Regions from separate parts of the Homo sapiens genome. Here region 1 is linked to region 2. A link is a loop called in an ENCODE intact Hi-C map of the cell type or tissue named here. Cell type or tissue: heart right ventricle. All regions are shown on one strand. Each heading gives the region's core, and the rest is flanking DNA. Links, peaks and the distances in the headings are about the cores only. Region 1 holds the start of C3orf33 (chromosome 3 open reading frame 33). Region 2 overlaps LOC105374174 (a long non-coding RNA gene).

What was found. A loop is a pair of places that touch in the nucleus more often than their neighbours do. Peaks named below come from ENCODE experiments on the same cell type or tissue, not always from the same donor. Only the 100,000 strongest peaks of a DNase experiment are listed, where the experiment ranks them.
Region 1: it touches region 2 in a loop (2.3-fold over the local background); 57 of 110 quality-filtered maps call a loop at or near these places.

What each region holds. Positions count from the first base shown.
Region 1 is chr3:155,804,640-155,807,552 of GRCh38, reverse strand. C3orf33 (chromosome 3 open reading frame 33) reads left to right here and starts at 1,275. Exons shown (of 5, transcript NM_001308229.2): 1 at 1,275-1,414. The coding sequence starts at 1,301. RefSeq lists a silencer at 991-1,340. In heart right ventricle, for the core only: CTCF peaks have their summits at 1,066 and 1,268 (motif pointing left); a DNase peak (open chromatin) is centred at 1,222; H3K4me3 peaks cover 1,543 bases; H3K27ac peaks cover 1,505 bases.
Region 2 is chr3:155,858,496-155,861,408 of GRCh38, reverse strand. All of the region lies in intron 2 of LOC105374174 (a long non-coding RNA gene), which reads right to left. Among named protein-coding and RNA genes, the nearest start is that of SLC33A1, 5.5 kb to the right of the region's middle. In heart right ventricle, for the core only: a CTCF peak has its summit at 1,313 (motif pointing right); no DNase peak of the experiment used is centred there.

The DNA of each region.
Region 1 (2,913 bases), core at 89-2,588, 54 kb after region 2:
TGTTATTTACTTTCTATTGGCTATAACACAGAGACAATACACTCCTTGAAGCCACCACTCATAATATGTATTGTTAGGAATACAACATAGTCTGTTTTGACTTTTAAAGGTAATATTTGCATAAAGTAAAAAAAAAAAAAAAACTCCAGTAGTATAATTGCACTCTCCAATATAATAGCCACTAGCCATATGTGACTAAATTAATTAAAATTAATAAAGTTAAAAATTCAGTTCCTTGATTTCAGTAGCCACATTTCATGCAGGCAATACCCACATGAAGCTACAGGACATTTCTATCACTGAAAAATGTTTATTAGAGGTGGCAGATTGTGAAACCTCTTGCCCTTTCCTACCTTCCGTTTCCCGGGGTAGTCACTGTTACTAGTTTCTTGTATAGTATTTAGTATTTATTTATTTTTTTAGATGGAGTCTTGCTCTGTTACCCAGGCTGGAGTGTAGTGGCACGATCTTGGCTCACTGCAACCTCCGCTTCCCAGGTTCAAGCGATTCTCCTGCCTCAGCCTCTTGAGTAGCTGGGATTATAGGCGCATACCACCAGGTTCAGCTAATTTTTGTATTTTCAGTAGAGACGGAATTTCGCCATGTGGGCCAGGCTGGTCTCGAACCCCTGACCTCAAGTAATCCGCCCGCCTCGGCCTCCCAAAGTGTTGGTATTACAGGCAGGAGCCACCACACCCGGCCTCAATATATATTTTTATTACATAAATGTTACCATATTATTTGCACTGCTCTGTATCTAATTTTTGTTTTATTTAAAATGTATTAACTACTGTTTTCTAACAGCTCAAAGATTTAGAGCATGTGATATTAGGCTTTCAGAGCAGCTCTTAAAACTTTAAAGCACAATTTGAATATAAGAAATATGCATAGGTTTCAAGGACAGGTCGTATTTGGTTAAAAAATATGCATATGCTGTTCCTTGGGAGCAGGTGGAAGGAATGAATTACTTCAATTTCCTTCCTTGTGTGGCACCTGCGAAAACCACGTTGCAGCTGAGTGAATTGAAGTCACCAGCTGACAATCATCCTACTAGCTTGATAGGGAATGCTTCAGCCCCCACAGTGCTGCTCAGAGATCTCCTGCATCGTGGAATCACCCTGCATAAAAGCGGTTGGGGCACTGTTAAGACGTCTGATATCTGGGGCCCGCCCACTGGCGACTGCAGGTCGCGGGGCCACCCCGGTCCGCGGGGAAGGGGACCCCGCCGCCTTCCCGAGGTGAGCGGCGCCCCCTGCCGCCAGCCGGAGGAGCTCAGGGCCGCTCGCAGGAGGCCGGGAACATGGCGGGGCAGCCCGCGGCCACCGGCTCGCCGTCTGCCGACAAGGACGGAATGGAGCCCAACGTCGTGGCTCGGATCTCGCAGTGGGCAGACGACCACCTGCGCCTAGTCCGGGTACTGGGGCCACGCAGTCTGGGCGGGTGGTGGGCGCGGGGCGGCACAGAGCGACCCTGAGAACAACGTGAGGCCTCAGGCGTGGATCCCGCCGGGGCCGGGGAGCGACAGAAAACTGCGGGGGAATGAGCTCGAGAGGGCGACATCGCGAGTGTCGTGTGTGCGGGGCTGCAGAGGGCCGGGGGCGGGCCAGGGGGCCAGTTCGGCCTCATTATTACAAGGACTGTTCTGGATCCTTGCTGGGCTGTAGGGGGCACCTCAAAGGGTGAGACGCAGCCCAGCTCGGGGATGCCACCTGGTCCATTAGAGCATTTGGGGAGGGCCCAGAGAGGAGACCGAGGAAGAGCAGGGAAGTCCTGTACGCCTTGGGAGAGAGCATTTCTAATTTTTATTTATTTTTAATTTTATTTTTTAGGGACACGGTATTCCTCTCTGGCCCAAGCTGGAGTGCAGTGGCACGATCATAGCTCACTGCTGCTGCTCCACCCACTTCGGCCGAAAAGATCCTCCCACTTCAGCCTCCCGAGTAGCTGGAACCACAGGTTGCGTGCGCTACCCCATCGACTACTTTCTTTTAGAGTTAGAGACTGGGAGTCTTGCTATGTTGTCCAGGCTGTCCTCCAACTCCTGGCCTCAAGTGATCTCCCACCTCAGCCTCCCGAATAGATTTCTTTTTTTTGAGACAGGGTCTCCCTCTGTCACGCCTGGAGTGCAGTGGCACCATTATGTCTCGTTGCAGTCTCCACTTCCTGGGCTTAAGCAATCCTCCCACCTCAGGCTCCCGAGTAGCTAGGGCTACAGGCACTTGTCACCACACCAGGCTAATTTGTTTTTTGTTTGTAGAGGCAAGGTCTTCCTGTGTTGCCCAGGCTGGCCTTGAACTCCTGGTCTCAAGAGATCTGCCCGCCTCGGCCTCCCAAAGCACTGGGATTGTAGGCATCAGCCACTGGTGCCCTGCCTTTTTTTTTTTTTTTTTTTTTAAGTGAAGCACTAAGCCTCTGGAGTTGAAGCAAGAGAGGGACATGTTAGGCCACCAGGCAAGAGAGGGTTGTGGCTAAGACACAGAATTGTGGTGATATGAATTGTTTGGGTGTGAGGTACAAAGAAAGAGGTCCAAGGAGGCTGGTAATAGTTGCTGATAAGGAGAAGGAGTTGGAATAAATGATTTATTGGGGAAAATCTAGAGAACTTTTTGGACACGTACATGGAGATGTGCAAATTTGGAGATCATTATTAGACTTCTAAGCAGAATTGTAGATGCTGTCCTTGGCAACTGGATATGGGGTCCGGTGTTGAAGGGAGATCAGAACCTGACATAGAACATTGGGAATGACCTGCATAAACCTTAAGTAGCATTTAAAGCCGTGGGCTTGAATAACATCTCAGAGCAAGTGAGAAAAGCTACTGAAGAAGCCCTAGAATTTGGGGGATTATAACATTGAGAATCTGGGGAGTAAAGAGGAGGTCAGCAAAGACTAAGAAGAAGCAGACAGTGAGGT
Region 2 (2,913 bases), core at 124-2,623:
TTTTGGAGTTGACGGACCTATTCCATATCTTGATTGTGGTGGTGGTTCTATAACTATCTATTTGTTAAAACTCATAGAACCGGGTGATGGGTACGCCAAAATCTCAGAAATTATCACTAAACATCTTATTCATGTAACCAAACACCACTCATTCCCCCAAAAACCTATAAAAAAATATATATTTTTTGAGACTGAGTCCTGCTCTGTAGCCCAGGCTGTGAGTGTAGTGGTGCGATCTTGGCTCACTATAACCTCCATCTCCCGGGTTCAAGCAATCCTCCCGCCTAAGCCTCTCAAGTAGCTGGGATTACAGGTGTGCGCCACCATGCTTGGCTAATGTTTATATTTTTAGTAGAGATGGGGTTTCATCATGTTGGCCAGGCTGGTCTAGAACTCCTGATCTCAAGTGATCTACACGCCTCGGCCTCCCAAAGTGCTGGGATTACAGGCGTGAACCACCGTGCCTAGCCTAAACCTATGGAAATTAAAAAAACAAAACAAAACACCCAAAAACCTCATAGGGCCGGGCATGGTCGCTCACGTCTGTAATCCCAGCACTTTGGGGGCCAAGGCAGGCAGATCACTTGAGGTCAGGAGTTCAAGACTAGCCTGGCCAACATGGCGAAACCCCATATCCACTAAAAATACAAAAATTAGCCAGGTGTGGTGTCATGCACCTGTAGTCTCAGCTACTCAGAAGATTGGGGCAGGAGACTCGCTTGAACCTGGGAGACAGAAGTTGCAGTGAGCCAAGATTGCATCACTGTACTCCAGCCTGGGCAACACAGCGAGACTCTGTCTCAAAAGAAAACAAAAGGCCAGGTGCCGTGGGTCACACCTGTAATGCCAGCACTTTGGGAGGCCAAGGTGGGTGGATCACCTGAGGTCAGGAGTTCAAGACCAGTCTGGCTAACATGGTGAAATCCAGTCTCTACCAAAAATACAAAATTTGTCAGATGTGGTGGCAGGCGCCTGTAATCCCAGCTACTCAAGAGGCTGAGGCAGGAGAATTGCCTGAACCCAGGAGGTGAAGATTGCAGTGAGCCAAGATCACGCCACTGTACTCCAACCTGGGTGACAGAGCAAGACTCTGTCTCAAAAACAAAACAAAACAAAAAACACACAAAAAACAAACTCATAGAACTGTACACTAAAAAGGGCCAATTTTACTGGATATAAATTATACCTCAATAAACCTGATTCCCACCTCAAAAATAAACAATTTTAAAATTCTCAGGAATATATAGAAGATACAGTTCAGATCTCAGTGAAATGACTGGAAAACCAGAGAAGAAATCTACAATCAGACATAGGTATATGAAGGGTCCACTAGATGGTGGTATTAATTTTTGTAACAGAGCCTAGAAAAACGAAGCAAAGACATCACAGGCGTGGCAGTGGAGTAGTTTTTTGAAAAATGTTCTTGAAGATTATTGCTGTAATTCCTAATATATTGTCACCTTGATTTTTGTGTTTTTGCTAAGCCAGGTGTCCTGGCCTTCCACTGATTCTGGGAGGCCATCAATATCCTTCCAGTAAAATTCTCTCTTTCAGTTTTGTTTTGTTTCTGAAACAGACTGAATAGCAGCATTAATAGCGGTGGTTAACCAATTTGTTTGTTTGTTTTTTGAGATGGAATATTGCTCTTGTTGCCCAGGCTGGAGTGCAACGGCGTGATCTCGGCTCACTGCAACCTCCGTCTCCTGAGTTCAATAATTCTCCTGCCGGCCGGACATGGTGGCTCATGCCTGTAATCTCAGCACTTTGGGAGGCCAAGGTGGGTGGATCACCTGAGGTCAGGAGTTCGAGACCAGCCTGGCCAACATGATAAAACCTCATCTCTACTACAAATGCAAATATTAGCCGGGTGTGGTGGCACGCACCTGTAATCCCAGCTACTCAGGAGGCTGAGGCAGGAGAATCGCTTGAACCCAGAAGGTGGAGGAGGTGCAGTGAGCCAAGATCACGCCACTGTACTCCAGCCTGGGTGACAGAGCAAGACCCCATCTCAAAAAAATAAAAATAAAAATAATTCTCCTGCCTCAGCCTCCTAAGTATCTGAGTTTACAGGCATGCGCCACCATGCCCAGCTAATTTTGTATTTTTAGTAGAGATGGGGTTTCACCATGTTAGCCAGGCTGGTCTCAAACTCCTGACCTCAGGTGATCCACCCACCTCACCCTCCCAAAATGCTGGAATTACGGGCGTGAGCCACCATGCCCGGCCTGTTTTGAGGTTTTTGTTGTTGTTTTTGTTCTCATTTTCCTTTATGGAGAATTTTAAATATGTACAAAATAAACAGAATGGTCTCATATGAACCCTTAGTGTACCTATCACCAAGCTTCAATAGTCTTTGATAATCTGCCATTTTAAATTCAAGCCTCCATGACCACCAATCCCCATGCAAATAGTTTGTTTGTTTGTTTGTTTGAGACGGAGTCTCGCTCTGTCGCCCAGGCTGGAGTGCAGTGGCGGGATCTCAGCTCACTGCAAGCTCCGCCTCCCGGGTTCACGCCATTCTCCTGCCTCAGCCTCCCAAGTAGCTGGGACTACAGGCGCCCGCCACTACGCCCGGCTAATTTTTTGTATTTTTAGTAGAGACGGGGTTTCACCGTTTTAGCCGGGATGGTCTCGATCTCCTGACCTCGTGATCCGCCCGCCTCGGCCTCCCAAAGTGCTGGGATTACAGGCGTGAGCCACCGCCCGGCCATAGTTTTTTTATAGTTGTTTGTTTGTTTTTTGAGATAAAACTCTTATGTATTTTGAAATGCAGAAATTTTAACTGTGCAATTTCAATTTGTTTTTGAAGGACCTAGTTTGGAAGTTTCTAAGAACATAGAGTAAAAAGAAAAAGGAAAGTTATGAGAAAAAGCTTAAGGGGTAATTCCAGTAAACAAAATATAAGTTTACTAG